2 separate regions of the Mus musculus genome follow, and region 2 is linked to region 1. A link is a loop called in an ENCODE intact Hi-C map of the cell type or tissue named here. Cell type or tissue: heart. All regions are shown on one strand.

What was found. Hi-C counts contacts between places; a loop is a spot of excess contacts. Peaks named below come from ENCODE experiments on the same cell type or tissue, not always from the same donor. Only the 100,000 strongest peaks of a DNase experiment are listed, where the experiment ranks them.
Region 2: it touches region 1 in a loop (2.6-fold over the local background); 2 of 42 quality-filtered maps call a loop at or near these places.

The regions. Positions count from the first base shown.
Region 1 is chr13:47,223,215-47,231,214 of GRCm38, reverse strand. It overlaps Rnf144b (ring finger protein 144B), which reads right to left. Exons shown (of 8, transcript NM_001170643.1): 4 at 2,215-2,275. Gm40934 (a long non-coding RNA gene) reads left to right here and starts at 6,909. Exons shown (of 2, transcript XR_873354.2): 1 at 6,909-7,311. In heart, a CTCF peak has its summit at 4,484 (motif pointing right); DNase peaks (open chromatin) are centred at 5,174, 6,384, 6,894 and 7,344; H3K27ac peaks cover 853 bases.
Region 2 is chr13:47,285,398-47,293,397 of GRCm38, reverse strand. No RefSeq gene overlaps it. Among named protein-coding and RNA genes, the nearest start is that of Gm52039, 52 kb to the right of the region's middle. In heart, a CTCF peak has its summit at 4,717 (motif pointing right); a DNase peak (open chromatin) is centred at 4,737; H3K27ac peaks cover 498 bases.

The sequences.
Region 1 (8,000 bases):
ACTTATAATAAAGTCATGTGATCTTAGACTAACCTTAGCTTCCTCTTTTATGAGATGAGAATCAAATCTATTGTCAATGCAAGAGATCTACAGTGGGGCAGTAAGTAGAGAAAAATAAATTCTATGCATAAATAAAACTATTTGATCGACGTATCATGGATGAACACAGAGAGAGGCAACACCACCTATAGTGATGCCCTGGCTACAAAGCCTGCCTAACCTTTTGTAATTAGACAGACTGCACTACCACGTGGTATGAAGGTATCACCAGTCTTAACGAGAGCTGAACACTGGGGGACTCAAAAAGTCCCATGCAGCCAAACGCCACCAGGGGAAAGAGTATAATCTGTTCATTATTAGTGGGGTGGTGGTGGCTCATGCCTTTAATTCCAGCACTTGGGAGGCAGAGGCAGAGGCAGGCAAATTTCTGAGTTCGAGGCCAGCCTAGTCTACAGAGTGAGTTCCAGGACAGCCAGGGCTATACAGAGAAACCGTGTCTCAAAAACAAACAAACAAACAAACAAACAAACAAAATCTGTTCATTATTCTCCAAGTGTACCTCACTCAAAGGTTACTAACTCTACTTGGATGCAAAGACCTATTTGGCCAGCTAACTAAAAGAGTGTTCTGTTTCCATTAACCATGTGGCAATTGTTACACCCATGGCCATATGAAAATGCTCGCTAAAGAGTGTTATGATGATGTCATTTCGGGAAAGGGGAACAGGAGAGGAACAGAGTGCAGTGTAAAGGCGATTGGGGTTTTCATTATCAATAACAATATGACAGAGGAAAAGGTTACAGGACATGGCTTATAGATACTAATATCAACCTTGTCTCACATCGGCTCTTGGTCACTATGTTTAAAATCAACCAAAACCACACGTTCATCAGGAGAACCAATCCACAGAGTGTTTTGACTTTGGGAGCCATTACCACTTGTCTAATACTGAGTTGTTATACCCACCCCATGTGTAAACAATAAGACATGAGCCTGCTGCACAGGGATGGGTAGTGTAGTAGAGTGGATGGTGGTAGAGAGAGGAAATGCTATTATGTGTGCCGCAAGAAAAAAAAAATCTGCTTGCTATACCAGCCTTATGAGTTTAGTTGGGTGATCCACCCATGACAGAGGAACAAAATGGCCCGGAGTTCATAGACCGAAGGACCAAGGCAGGTTTTAGCTGAAGGAGGTGAATGGCATCCCCCTGCCTCAAGCCTCCCTTCAACACCCCTCTCCATGCTCCCAGTGCTTTTCTTTCTTGTTTCCCTAAACACATCACCTTCCAGGGTACTTGGGAAAAGCAAAGGAGACAATGGTGACATCCCTAGCAAGCGCTGAGCATCGCAGACAGACGTTCATGCCCTCCACACTTGAGGCAAGGTGACAACTCCACATCAAAACACTGCTCCTCAGGTGCTCACTCTATGTTTCTTTCTGACTAGGGCTGGTACTATGCTCGGCAAGACTATAGGAGGCCTATGCGGGATGCCTCAACTACTAAAAAGATACAGTTTTCCGTTCAAGACTGTTCTAAGGGTGGGAATGGGGGAATGGCGTCCTCGAAAAGACCTGTCAGAGATGAAAAGGAATGAAAACACACTACTCCCTCCAGATAGATGGGCTCCGTAGGGAGAGAGGCTGCAAAAATCCCTCCACCGCCAAAGTTAGAAAGACAAATCAGCCCAGCACTTTGTAAATTCTATTAGAATAGCACATATCCAAACGCCTGGGTATCACCATGACTACAAAAGCGGTATCAGAAGGCGGGGCATCGAATACTTTATCACGAGGACCAATAGCAATGCCTCGGCTGGTTAATGTTTGCAAACTGATTTTCAGGAATGAGAAAAATAATGATAAAAAGCCTGTTTTGAGAGGTTATTTTTCTTTGTGTTACTATTATGAAACCAGCTCACTTTCGAAATACCTTTCTGGACCCAGTCCAGATTAAAAATAAAAATACAAAATAACCAACATAATGAAAAATTCATTTCCTGCTAGTCTGCATTTTTTTTGGTTCGAGCCCCCCACCCTCCCAAGCTGTGGCTGGGACAGTTGACATCGGATGTGCCAATTGCTGTTTCCACTCCTTGCAGTCCCCTTGTGGTTCTGTCGACAGCCCACAGTGGCCTTAATCTTTCATGAAGCTCGTGTAAAGACGGTCTGCGTCAAAGCTACATTCGCCACCGGGATAAACAGAAGAGTGTGTACCTCGTTCAAACTTGAGCCGCTGATACAGCTGAAACTCATCCAGAGGCACCAAACAGGCAATCTGCAACAAAGACAGTGAGAGATGAGATCCTGGTCAGCGGAGGGCCCCGGGCTGCCAGCCCTTTCCCATAGCTTTCTCCAACTTGGCTTCTACACCCTTTCTCCTCATTGTCTGGAGGCCATTATCTCTACTTGATCATGCAGCAACACATGCAGCAATCTGCACCCCGCCCACTGCCCCCATCAGTGATGAAGTTCCCTGATTGCCTCCATCCCTTGGTCAGCAGCTACTGACCACATTTTGATATCTGGGTCTCTCACATTATTTGTGTCAGGTATGGAAAGAGACTCTTTCCTTCTCTATGCTCATGGAAAAAAAAAACAGAGAAACTTTCAAAAGACCACTTTGGATCGGAGGTCGAGCAGGCAATGCCTTAGCAATTAAGGCAACACTATATGCAGAGATGGTGTGCTCTGTGTGATACCAATTTTGGTACTGACTAAAGTCGCTTCGCTTACACCACATGACACGTGATGCGGTAGCATCGAGAGTCTATCTTATGACAGTCCTTGTGACTAGCATCCTGTGTCCTCTTCAGACAGCAGAATGAACCACGGTTCCTAGTAAACAATGATGACTCAAGCTAACAAAGACACTTCCCATGAAACATCTTGCCATCTCAAAGTCAGAGGGAGGAAAAGCTAACTGCTCTTAGAAACTGGAATTCTAACACTGTTAGTGCCACTGATAGTGATGTATAGCTATAGTGATGTTACCCACTTACAAATGAGAGATGGAACAACTGGGGATCAGCCTCCCAGAAATTCAATGAGTTAATGTGGGCCCCTCCTCTTGGCCTTGATAATTCCAGCAGGAAACTATTAAGCTACTATACACATACATTGTAATATACATTATGTACTATGTAGTACATATGTGTATATAGTATAAACTATAGATACAATTTTGTTGCAAAATACATTTAAGTAAAAACACTTTTGCAATTGATAAAACAAAGCCTGCTTTGAGAAAACCATAAAATTGTATTTAATAAATACAATAAATATTTTTTTTTGACACAGGATTTCAGTGTGTCACCCTGGCTGTCCTGGAACTCTCTCTGTAGGCCAGGCTGAGAGATTCACCTGCCTCTGCCTCCCAAGGCATCCACAACCACTGCCCGGCATACAATACATTGTAAAAGTACATTCAAAATCAAGTTATGTACCTCAAAAGCAGACTCAATCTGTTTATTTCACAAATCAGTCAAACCAAGTTAACAAAAAAAAAATGAATTAAAGATCACAAAATAAGCAAGTTTAGCCTCCCTTATACCAACTAAGCTTGGTGAATTCAGTCCATTCTGAAGAGCGTTCCCCTTCAAGCTTTCTTTCACCAAACTGAAAATAAAAATGTGCTTTCATTGGGTACCTTACGTAAACGTCCCTTAGTAAGAAAAATAGGACCAATTCCATACTGTATGTATTTCGCTACAGTTCTGTTAAAAGTATGATTGGACATGATCAACAGGAAATAAATGAGATTATAAAGGGCTATCTCACGCTCTGCCTTCATCCTCTTTTTTTTTTTTTTTTGCCCAACAAAGATATTCAAAATTGTCCAAAATCACACTACAATGCTCTTTTGAATTATTTTTCAGACTTAATTTCAGACTTAAGACATGTCATCAAGGTTGGATGAAGACTTCCTGCACGCTGCTCTCTCAACTTCTCCTTAGGGAGAACCTCGAACCAAAACCATCATTAATTATTAAAAGAATGCAATTGAAATTGGTATACTTGACCTGAATCAGTGCCAGGACTTGATTTCACACATCCTCCAGCTAATGCCTTCTCCCAGTCTGGTACTCAAACCAAAACCAGAGCCCTCTGTCTCCTGCAGGGTCTCCTGGGCCCTCGGTGACAGGTGACAGTTTATCTCTCCCTCTCCTTCTCTTCACGTGTTTGAAATGTACGGGCCAGCAGCCTTTGTGCTGTTCTTCAACTTTAGTTGCCCTCAATGCCTTCTTGTGATTAGATTCAGGTCATGATTTTTTTTTTTTCAGGACGGTAGAGATAGCAGATGTGACTTGGGGGCCCTCAGGAGGTACACGGGGTGAGGATACTGGTGATATTAACATCTAGACTTGATTAAGGGAATCTATGCCAGCTGTCTCTGTCCTTTGCAATTTGCATGTGTCTTGTAGGAGTGCTTTAATTCCGGATCATTTTTTATAGTAGGTCGGTCACATGTGTGTGGATGCCTAAAGAGACCAGAAGGGGGCGCTAAGAGTTCCTGGAGCTGGATTTAATGTCTGTTCTGAGCCATCCAACCTGGGTACTGGGAACCAAACTTGGGTCCTCAGGAAGGACAGGAAATGCTTTTAACCATTAAGTCACCTCTCCAGACCTTCAATCAAAGATACTTAAGATAGCTAGCACCCTTTCAATAATTGGGAGACGCACAAGATAAAGATAAAGGCCTTATTAAAGTTCTTCAGTCATTGGGTACACAGATGACTCTGTGTATGTGTGTGTGTGTGTGTGTGTGTGTGTGTGTGTGTGTGAGAGAGAGAGAGAGAGAGAGAGAGAGAGAGAGAGAGAGAGAGAGAGGGCAATGAGAGAGAAAAGGTTACACATGTAATCACCATCACTAGTTCAGGGCATTATCTCAACAGGTTTTGTGTAAGGAGTCTTCCTGACTTTAAAGCACAGGATCGTGAGTTCTAGTCCCACACCGGGACCGTGGAGTGGTGACTCTGTATTATCCTGAGATGGCTTGGGACCAAAGGCCAGTGAGGCCACTCGAGAAGTCTGTATCTAGCTGGCCCGTAGGGAGCTAGATACTGTCTAAAGCAGATATTTGGACTGACAAAATTGAGGAACTTGGGGCAGGAGGAGAATTGGAAAGTATGTCAAATGTGAGCGATGTGGCTTCTGCCATGAGGAAGCCCAGCTTGCCCTCAGCGTGCGTGCTAAGGTGAAAGAAAGTGAACCGGCACGTGTAGAAGCCACACACAGGCTGACTGTGCATCTCTAAACAGCTGAGGAGAAATGAGGAGCAGGACAGAGCTTTCTTTATCTCCGTTTGCTATGACCACAGTACAGAAATAAGCACTCCGCCCACATTAACCCTAACCTTGTTTTAAAATTTTTTACAGAAGGAAGGAAAAGAGGAGAGGGAACAGGAGGGGAGAGTGGAACCCGCTCATCACAAATGTCTACACTGAAAGTAATAGGTGTGACCCCATCTCCCCCTAAGAAATGTGGGCCATGCAGCACATATTCTTTTGAATGAGAACATTAAAATGGCATAGTTTAAAAATTTTAAGTTAAGGACAGGCTTCAGGGCGCGCTGCCTATTGGTTTGTAAAGTCAGGCCAAGAGGAAAGAGAAGCCAAGATTTTTTTCAGGTCTAGCCCTTTAAATCAGCTGCTTTAAAAAAAAAAAAAAAAAGAAAAAAAGTAGAGAACCAGGTTGACCAGCCAGTAGACTGCAGAGATGAGTACAATTGGCAGTGAGTGGATCACTATGACCCAGGGAGCAATGTCTGGGCCACTTCTGAGGTGCCGTGACTTGCAAAAATGGAAGCAGGAAAGCCCACTTGTTATACCAAGGATAATCACAATGACATGGAAACTTAGTGATGTCTTCTGCCCCAACCCAGAAAAGCACCAGTGCCTCCTCCTAACAGAGCAGAAAGGGCACCGCCATTCATCTGAGTGTAACAAACACCTCAATACTAGAGGCCAAATCCTGAATGGAAAGCGCCAGAGGGCATCAAAGCAGGACCAAGATCTCAATTTACTTCTCAATTTACTCCTCGGCCAGCCTCTGGGTTAAACGCAGCTGAGTCGGATTCAACCAGAGAGCAGCTTAGCTCTCCTAGGCAGCTTTTAAAGAGCGTAGGGATTTTTATCTCCCACTTACATGGGGGCTTTAAATACATCTAAAAATGAGGTTTTAAATGTGTTCAAAAATAAATTTCAGCTGGGAACCCCAAAAATATCTCTTCGCTCTGCTTTGGCAGAGTCCCCTGTCCCTTCCCTCCCACCTCCAGAATTTAGTTTTTCTCCAGCCGGCAAACATGACAATGGATGGGTATTAGAGACACAGTCGGTCCCTTCCTGTTTGTGCCCTGACCTCCCAGTCGTGGGAGGAGTTTCCCTAGCCTGGCCTGGGTACCTTCTCTTTCCTCCTCCTGCTTCCCACCATGGAAATGGGAGGGACGAGAGTTAAAGGAAGGATGGCCAGGGCAGCCCAGTGTTCCTACAGCGTCAGCGGCCTCTCCCAAAGCCACCTTAAATAAACACATCATCTGGGGAAAAACTGTATTTATTTTGCACGTGTAACCTCGGAGTCCTTAACTCTCCTCCCCCTCCTCCTCCTCAACTCTCCTCCTCCTCCTCCTCCTCCTCCTCCTCCTCCTCCTCCTCCTCCTCTTCCCCTAGGCCTCTGGGCTCTACACTCCAAATCCCTTCCTACAGAAATTCTGAGCCCTTGTTGCTGGCAAGGCCAACTGTCCCCACCCTGCCTCTGGTGCATACTGTGTGGCATTGGAAGTAAAAGCCAGGCTGGTCGGTTTAGAGCCCCAGGACTTGGAAGGAAGCTCGGTTGTGAGAGGCAGCTGAGAGGCGCATGCCTGCCCTTCCCTGCCAGCTGCCAGTTGGCAGCTCAGTTGCCTTGGCCACACAGTGACAGGTACTGTTCAAGTGGTTCGATGTGCTTGTCACTGGAATGTCACAGGGCACAGACAGCCTAGGCTCTCCAGGCGGGCATGCCACTTCTCCAACGCTGCAGGGAACTGCTGAGGTTAAACATGGCCTTTCAACAGAGAACTTTACTTAAAGTAATGCTGACAGAAACAACAATCTGTGCCCTGTGTTTATAATTCCATGTTGGACAAGGTTCCTAGTTCCGATACATGGGGAAAGCCTGCAGAGCAATAGATGAAAGTACCAGGTGACGCAATGGAGGAAAACTTGACTTTCCCCGGGCTCCCAGAAAGGTCACCTTTAAGCTGTGAGCCACTGTCCATCATGGGACTTCTGGGACACTGAAGGGGAAGCTGCCATGTTCTCCTGCCTCTGGTGGAAGGTAAACAGGGCTCGAACCGGGGCATTAAATGCTTTACTAACGAGGCTATTCTTGACAGACAAACATGAAGAGGCAGAGCCACAGCTGAGCCAATCTGGAGAATTCAGGAAGACAGACAGAGGGAGCAGAGCCAAGTGGGCAAGCCGGTTCTACCCAGGAAAGCAGGCACACAAAAGAGATTAGTCAGCTGCAGCCAGAACCATTCCCAACACGTATGGTTATGTGTTACCTGTGACGATCAAGCATTTCTCTCAAGTGAAAGGGAGAAATGGGTTGGGGTGGTGGGATCCAGTCAGGTGGCATACGAATGAGCCCCGCTGGGATACCGTCAGAACTCCAGAGGATGTAGGCCACACAGTAGCTAGCACAAGGATTCCACCCGAGAAAATCTGGGTACCAGGAAGGTATGCAGCCCATCTGTGTGTGGTATCTTCACTTTTAAAGGAAGAGTTCCAACTAAACAGATGTAGCTACTTAGATCTCCAATATCATCTTCTGTTCAGTCCAAAAGTCAGAATGAAAAAACCCACCCCCTCCCAACCGCCATTACAAGGTTTGGAAGCCGTGGCAGGTTGTTAAAGAACTTGACTCCTGCGTCTGACTGCTCATCTCTAGCTGGGCTCTCTGTAAAGCCAGTGAGAATAGGAATGGCCTCTGAGTACCCTGGAGAGTCTTATTCATCTAAGGAG
Region 2 (8,000 bases), 62 kb before region 1:
CTCTCATTCATTCATACCCGTGTGTTCTGTATTCCTACATACTATCGCCAGGGAGACGTGACCCCAAAGACACAGAATGGCACTCCTCACCACCCAAAACTATCTAAATATTAGTAAAATTCACAAATCTGGGTCAAAATAAGAATGCTCATTGATATAAATTTCATTAATAAATTAAAGACTGCTATCTAATCTTTTAAAGTATCCATGAAATTAAAGCATAACCCCCTTTTGATGACTAATAATTGTTTTTTAAGATTTCTTTTTATGTTATGGAGTGGTTTTCTCTGTATATATGTCTGTGTACCACATGTGTGCAGCATCAAAGAAGACTAAAAGAGATAGCAGTTTCCCCTTGGCCTGGAACTATAGATAGTCTTGAACGGCCAGATGGGTACTTGTGGGGTGTTGGACGTGGGGAGATAAAGGGGTAGGAGAGACCCGCGTCCCGGCAGAGCTAGGACAGACTGGGTGGGCTGTCTCGGGAGACTGCCTTGGGTCCCCACGGAACAGCCGAAGGATACCCCGCCGGGGGGGGGGGGGAGAGGGGAGGGTGCGTGGGAGCAAAGTCTCAGCTCCAACTCTCAAGCACCACCGACCACTGGGTACCACGGGAGAGCCGGCTCAGGGGGTCACTGGACCACACGGAGGCCAGGAACAACAGGTTCTCAGTCCTGGACATCCCAGATGCCGCTGAATGTTGCAGAAGAGCTGAGAACGAAGTGGGGGTCCCGGGGGTGGCTCAGTCAGCCCTGGAGCTGAAGGGAGAAGGGGCCGGGGAGAGGGTGCATGGGTGGTTCCCATGCAGGCGAGAGTCTTTGGTCCAGTCTGGTGGCTGGAAACCCTGGGAGGCCTTCCCGCGGGTGACGTGGCTCTTTAGGGGAAGGCCTATTCTATTGCTCTAGCACAGAGGGTCTCAATGAGCAGAGATGGTCCATGGTTTTAGAGTTTTATTGTAGAAAAGCAGAGAGAGAGAGAGAGAGAGAGAGAGAGAGAGAGAGAGAGAGTAAGTAAAGAAGCAGAGGGTGGCCATGGCCAAGTGGAGAAAGGGAGGAAGGGAGGGGGAGAAGGAAGGTGAGGGGGCTAGAGAGAAAGCAAGAGAAGCAAGAGAATCAAAAGAGCTAGGAAGGGCCAAGCAGCTCCTTTTATAGAGGGGCTGGGCTACCTTGCTGTAGCCAGGTAACTGTGGGGGTGGAGTCTAACCAGACTATCAGGAGCTTGGGGCATTGCCTATGTGACTGAGAGCCACAGGATGATGGGGTTGAGGGCTCATGGAATCAGGCGCCTGTGTCTGGGGGATGAAGCTTACAGTTCTGTCCCTTGTAGGATTTTCTACTGGGTCCCCGGAGTAAGCCTTGCTCAACCAGAACACAGACTGCCTTTCACGGTTCAACAGGTACTCAGACCACACTGAGGTCCTCTGGAAAAGGAGCAAGTATTCTTAAACACTGGGCCATCACTCTACTCCCAACTGCAAATGTGTGTGTGTGTGTGTGTGTGTGTGTGTGTGTGTGTGTGTGTGTGTAATGTATATGTATTTAAAATATGACCCCCCCCAATTCCTACTCCCTTTCCTAACCACCCAACATTCTTTTTCAATCTGTTTCAAGATCTAGTTTTGATGCTCTAATATTAATGCTTTTTTAATGACTGATATTTAATTCAGAGAGAGAGAGAGAAGGAGGAGGGTTGTCTTTTAAGACAAGATCTCATGTAGCCCAGCCCAGACTGGCCTTTAACTAACCATGAAGCTGAAGATAATTCCACTTCCTGTCCTTCCTGCCTCTACCACCTCCCAAGTGCTGGGATTACAGCTGTGTGCCACCACACACTGCTACAATAGAAGCAGAGCTCTAAAACCAAGTCTAGACTTCCTTCTTCCTTCTCCTTGGAATACAGTCCTGGTTATCATGGGACATCCAGTCAGGTACTGGAGGAGAAGCTGGGACCTGTGGAGTATCTGCAGAAGCTTGTCCTGAAAAGCAGGACTAGCAGAGGAGAAGACAAGAATCAACCAGGGGCTCTTCATTCTGGCTCTGCAGAGGTTTAGCCACCCACTATTATAACTACTTGTCCCAATGTTACAAAATTGCACATTGTCCTTAGATAAACTTACAATGTTATAAGTGCATTGTCCTTAGACAAACTTTCAAATCGGCTATCTTCTGGGGAAGGTGACTCAAAGAGGTAGAACTCTTTGCTCCAGAACTGAGGTAACCCAATCGATGAAAGACCAGTTTGGAAGCCTATTGGGATTGTAGATCCCAGCACAGGGACAGAAAGACCTATCGGCCACCACTGAGTTCCAAGCATACATATTTTTTCCAGATATCAATAGAGCATGTTTGTGGAGGGAAAACTGCAGAGATCGCTTGAGTTTCTAATGGGAAGTGGCCTCTGGCTCCTTGTGGCGATCCAGTCAGTTCTGCTGTGTCTGGGAGGTATGCCTGGGTACAGGAATGGCTGACACTGCCAAGCTCTGAATATTGTTTTATTATCCAGAGAAATTGCCATCATCTGTGTCTGTCAAAGACAACCATGACATGGCCAGTCTGTGTGCTTCCCTAAATAGGTACCTTATAGGCTTAAGAAACAAGAAAGATAGGAGACTTAGCCTTTCTTTAAATGATCTCTAGGGACTGAAGAGATGACTCCACAGTTAAGGGCACTCACTGAAGTTCCAGAGGACCCAGGTTCAGTTCCCAGCACCCACATGGCTGGGAACTTAACCCACCCACAGCCATCTCCACCTCTAGTTTCAGGGGATCTGTCATCCTCTGGCCTCTACAGGTGCCAGGTACATACATGCACACATGTGGTGCATACATACCTACATGCCGGCAAAACACTTGTCCAAATAAAACAACTATTCTAAAAAGATGCTCTCTGTGTTATAGGATGAACAGAGAAGCCAGTTCAGGCCCACTCCCTTCAAAAATGCCAACCCTGGAGAAAAAAAATAAATAATGGCTCAGGGGATAAGCATTCCTGCTTCACACGTCAAAGCTAACAAGCCAGATGCCATCTCTGGAACCATGTGGTGTAAGAGAGCTGACTCTTCCATGTTGTTTTCTAACCTACACATATGCACTATGACATGTGCACACATGTACACACACAGAGAGGGTTAATCAACATTAAAGGGCTGAGGAGATAGCTCTTACAAGACTCCTCTCTTCTCAGATTTGAATCTGCATAAGAATCACCTGCCCAGAGCATGCGTTAACATTCTAATTCCAAACCTAACCCCCAGGACCTGATTCAGGACCTCTTTGGGGGGTGGGGGGAGGAGACAAGATTTGCCTTTCTAAGTCCCCGAGGGCTGCTGGGGTTGCTCATGGGTCCACAGGGAAGGACGCACCGTGTCAGGAGCTTCCCGGTCTCACACTGAAGGGGAGATACCAACCCATACCCGGCTGCATTTCCATCTCAGTGAGGATTAGCTCCCAAATGACCCCAGCGCCTAGTTGATGCTTCACAGCTGCGTGCCAGCTGGGGACTTGATATGAAAATCTCAGTTGCCATGGAATTTTATGGGCTGGCACCCTGGGAAGTTCAGATGAGGCCCTTCACCTTTGTGGCAAGGGTGCTTGCCGCCAAGCCTGAGGACCTGAGGTGCACAACCAGGACCCCCGTGATGGAAGGCAAGAACCAAGTCCCACAGGTCATGCTCTGACCGGCACATACATAACAACACAAGTAAATGCTAACTTTATAAACTCAACTCTGAACTGGGACAGGAGAAGGAGCTCAATTGTTATTTTAGATACAACTTCTGAATTGAAATTCCTTTCCCTAACCATGTATGGAGGAGGGGAACACCTTACAAATGATTCTTCAAAAGTGATTACACTTGTAAATAAATGTTAGTCTTCCCATAATGTGTCTGTCAGTCAACAGGACAACCCTCTCAGGAATCGGGGAAGATATATAAACCTTTGTGAGTGGTGTGTGTGTGTGTGTGTGTGTGTGTGTCTGTGTGTGTGTGTGTGTGTGTGTATTTTGGTTTTGTTTGTTTGTTTGATTGATTTGTTGTTGTGTGTGTTTTGGTTGTTGTTTTGGTTTTGGTTTGGTTTGGTTTTTGTTTTGTTTCTGATTGTTTTTGAGGCAGACTTTCTCTGCATAGTCCTGGCTGACCTCAAACTCTCACAGATCCATCTGACTCTGCCTCTGCCTCCTGAGTTCAGGGATTAAAGGTGTGCCAACACCACCTGGCTGGTTTGTTTTGTTTTGTTTTGTTTTGTTTTGTATCTGTCTACTTACAAGCCAACAAACTACTAAGAAACGAGGAGATGTGTTTTTCGAATACCTATCATCTCCCAATTCCATTCCTCTATCTTCATCATCTAAATCTTTCCCCGTATACCCACCCAGAAAAATCTCTTCTTTCTTCTTTCTTTCCAGCCGTTGGGAGTAATGGACCCACCTGATTCCATTTTAAGATTAGAAGCCATCTTCTTACAAGATCAAAATATGTTCTATCCCCATAGCCCTCTTAATATGCAAGCCACTCATATAATTAATAACACACCATGCTGTGAACTTATACACCATTTTCTTTCCAATGCTAAGAAATTTGTGGAAGAGGATAATTGGTAAAGCAAAATATTTTTAGAAACTCCTCACAATAAACACAACCCACAGACTCCCCAGTTTGTGGAAAATCTCACCCGCCTTCCTCACTTACACTCACCAGTCTGCCTGGTTGTCTCCAGTACTCCAACCAAGCAGCAGATGGCAGCAAAACACTGTTCTAGTGGAACCGCTGCACAGGGATGCTTACAGTATGTCTCAGGAGAGCCAGTGCTCCACAGACAGGGTCTCAGACTTACCCTCATTGGTATCATTATTCTCACAGAGATGCAGAAAGAGTGACTGAAAATAAACCAATAACCTAATGACATATCACTCACCGTCAACTGTCTGATTTAACGTCATGTTGCTCCAAGGCAACTTCCCAACTTCTCAAGCCTTTTTGACCTTAAGCGACTCTTTTTCCTCAACTGTTAATGAGAAGCAGAATTTCATCTAGTCACCCCCGAGGGGATCGAGTGGATCCTGTGGGAGCCACGTGCCATCCTGCATTCAAACCACTTTTGTAGCTGCGGTGGGGTGTTCATTAACTGCCGTCTGCACCCATTTCCCTCTGAGATCAGAGCACATCTGTAAAGGAAGAGCTGTTCCAAGGCATGAGACGATTGCGTGCTCCATCTCCCTTTCTCTCCGCACCCACACAAGGGAAGGTCAGACATGCTCAATCTAGATCCCACAGTGTTGCCCTCCCGGCTCCCTGGTCAGCTGACCGTGCCTGACTCAGTTGCAGCCTCTGACAGACAATCCCAAGGAACATATTACCTTTCCTCTTGGGAACTCCCAGTGAAACAAACCAAAGAAAGATGGTGAAGAGTCTCCCAGCAGCCCAGACCAACCCCTTAGAATATCTCGTGTGGTATTCTACAGCTCTGGGAAAAGACAGTAAAGAACAGAACATCACTGCCATGGAAACGCCCACAGGGACACAGGGAAGTTGTGGGTAGCAGTAGCCCTGTGACCTGCTGGTAGGCATGGAAAGAAGAAGAGAAGAGATGGCTGACTCAGTTCCTTAGTACTCTCTCCCAGATGCTTTTAAATGCACAACCCAGATGGTATCCTATGCCGAACAAGTCTCATTGTAACTTCCACTTGTCCCAGATTCAACTTTAGACCTTAAATATCTGAAAATCCCTGAACTAGGGAGAGAAAGTGGGCTTTAGGGAGCAAAGAAATCTAGTGATTAATCCCTGTTATGTTTATGTTTGGGTCCTTGGCACAGTGTCTTACTCTGTGGCTCAGGCTGGACTGAGCCCATGCTGGCTTCAAACTCAGAATACTCCTCCTACCTTAGCTTCCTGAACGCTAGAATCACAGATGTAAGCCACCACACCCAGCTCGAAACCACATTCTTGATGTCAGATTACCTTAGGCCCCTGTCTCTGTAGCAGGTTTAAAGCTGTTCTCCATCCTCCCCCATGCTTACCATGCTTAGCAACACTGGCTCCTCCCCTTGGACCCTCTTACAGGGTTGCTGTGTAGCTCACTGTCCAGCAGCTATGCCCTCCTGACTCAGTAGAACCAACAGGTACCCTTTGTAGGGAGAGCACAAGGCAATTGGAGAGATCATTTGCTCCAAGACAAGACTATTGAGCTCAGTCTTCTTTTTTGTCCCAAGAGTGAAGTATAGAAGTAAAGAAGACAGAAGCTGGGATAGAAAAATATTGGGGCTGGAGAGATGGCTCAGTGGTTAAGAGCACTGACTGCTTAAGAGCATTGACTGAGTTCAAATCCCAGCAACTGCATGGTGGCTCACAACCATCTGTAATGGGATCTGACACCCTCTTCTGGTATGTCTAAAGACATAAATAAAGATATAAATAAATAAATAAATAAATCTTAAAAAGGAAAAAAGAAAGAGAGAGAGAGAAAGAAAGAAAGAAAGAAAGAAAGAAAGAAAGAAAGAAAGAAAGAAAATTACTAACAAGAACTGTGTGGTACCATCCACATGTAATTCTAGCTCTAGATAGAGACATGGGAGGATCAGGAGTTCAAGGCCGGTCTTAGCTACATAACAAGTTTGAGGCTAGTCTGGTTTACAGGAGACTAAAAAGGAAAGAATTACAAACAGCTACCAGGGAGGGCCACCCATCTTCTTGGGGGAGGGTGGAGGCATTTGGGGAAGTGCCACCTCTAAATACTTCTTAAAATCTACATAAAATGCTTTCCAATGAAAATGGAGAGGGTAGCCATGGCTCTTGAGGGCACCGCATCCCACACCTCACACACAGTCCTCCAAGTTACATCTCTTATCTGGGAATGACTTCTTCAGAAATTCTACAAATCAGAAATAAGACATGCAACGCATCGGGTCATCCTTAATAAAGGACACAGCAGGAAGCCTTGTGTGTTCAAAGATGAGGCTTAACAGCCTAGCTGCATAGCCACGGAAGGGGTACTGGAACAAATGACAGCATTCCTTGCATGCAAATAAAGAGTTGTGTTTGTACCAATCATTGCGCAGCTTTCATGCAAATGAAGATGTGTTTTTACACCAATCACAGCAGTCCTTCTGCAGAGATTCCAGGGAAAGTGCTCCCTCTTTGGCTTTGGTAGAAGTGGCTGCAGGGTTGTCTAAGTTCACTGAGGCTTTTGATGGCAAAGAGTTTCACACGAACTGCTTGAAAAGCCCTGGCTGAAGCGACACCTTTAGGAGCCAGTGCTGAACCATCGGCCGCCATTGTTGTGTAGTTTCCTAAAGACGTCCATGAAGTGTTCCAAACAGCTGCGACTGGCACAAGGGTGGTCCTGCATGATTTATCTGGTGATCCTTTTTGTTCAAGGCTGCCAGGGCAGAGGTGGGGGAAGTCCAACAGCTGATGGTGAATGAAGCAATTACCCATCTCCCCGTGAGCATCAGGTGTGTTCACAATGTGGCTTGAAAATATAGCCATCTCACCAGACTGTGTCTGTGCTGAAGCGGTGTTTCACTATCTATCCAAGGCCCAAGAGAAAGCACAATAGCTGTGAGGGTCCCGTAATCTATATGGCCGGGGAGAGATGATCTGGAATTTGGAGGCTGGAGGAAAATCCAAAACATGTTTCTTTCCCTCAAAGACAATGATAGAGGCTGGTCGGACATTATCCCCGAATGGATGGATGATCCTGACATCTTCACCTTCCTGGCGGAAGCTTTCTTGGTCTCCTGCTTCCTACTGAGGAAGCTTTTAGTCAGTAGATACCTCATGATAAAACAACATCCTTGATTATCCTTTATCTTCCATACCCCTGGGGTAATTCTTAATATGTGGTACAGCCACCTTTCGCCAAGACCGCGATGCAAAGAAGTGTCCTAGCAGGAGTCATCATCCTGCTTCCCTTCTGGGCACACTCACCTCTTCCACATTCTCTGCCACAAAGCACACCCCATCTCCTACGACACACACATCACAGTGCTAAAGACAGTGGCT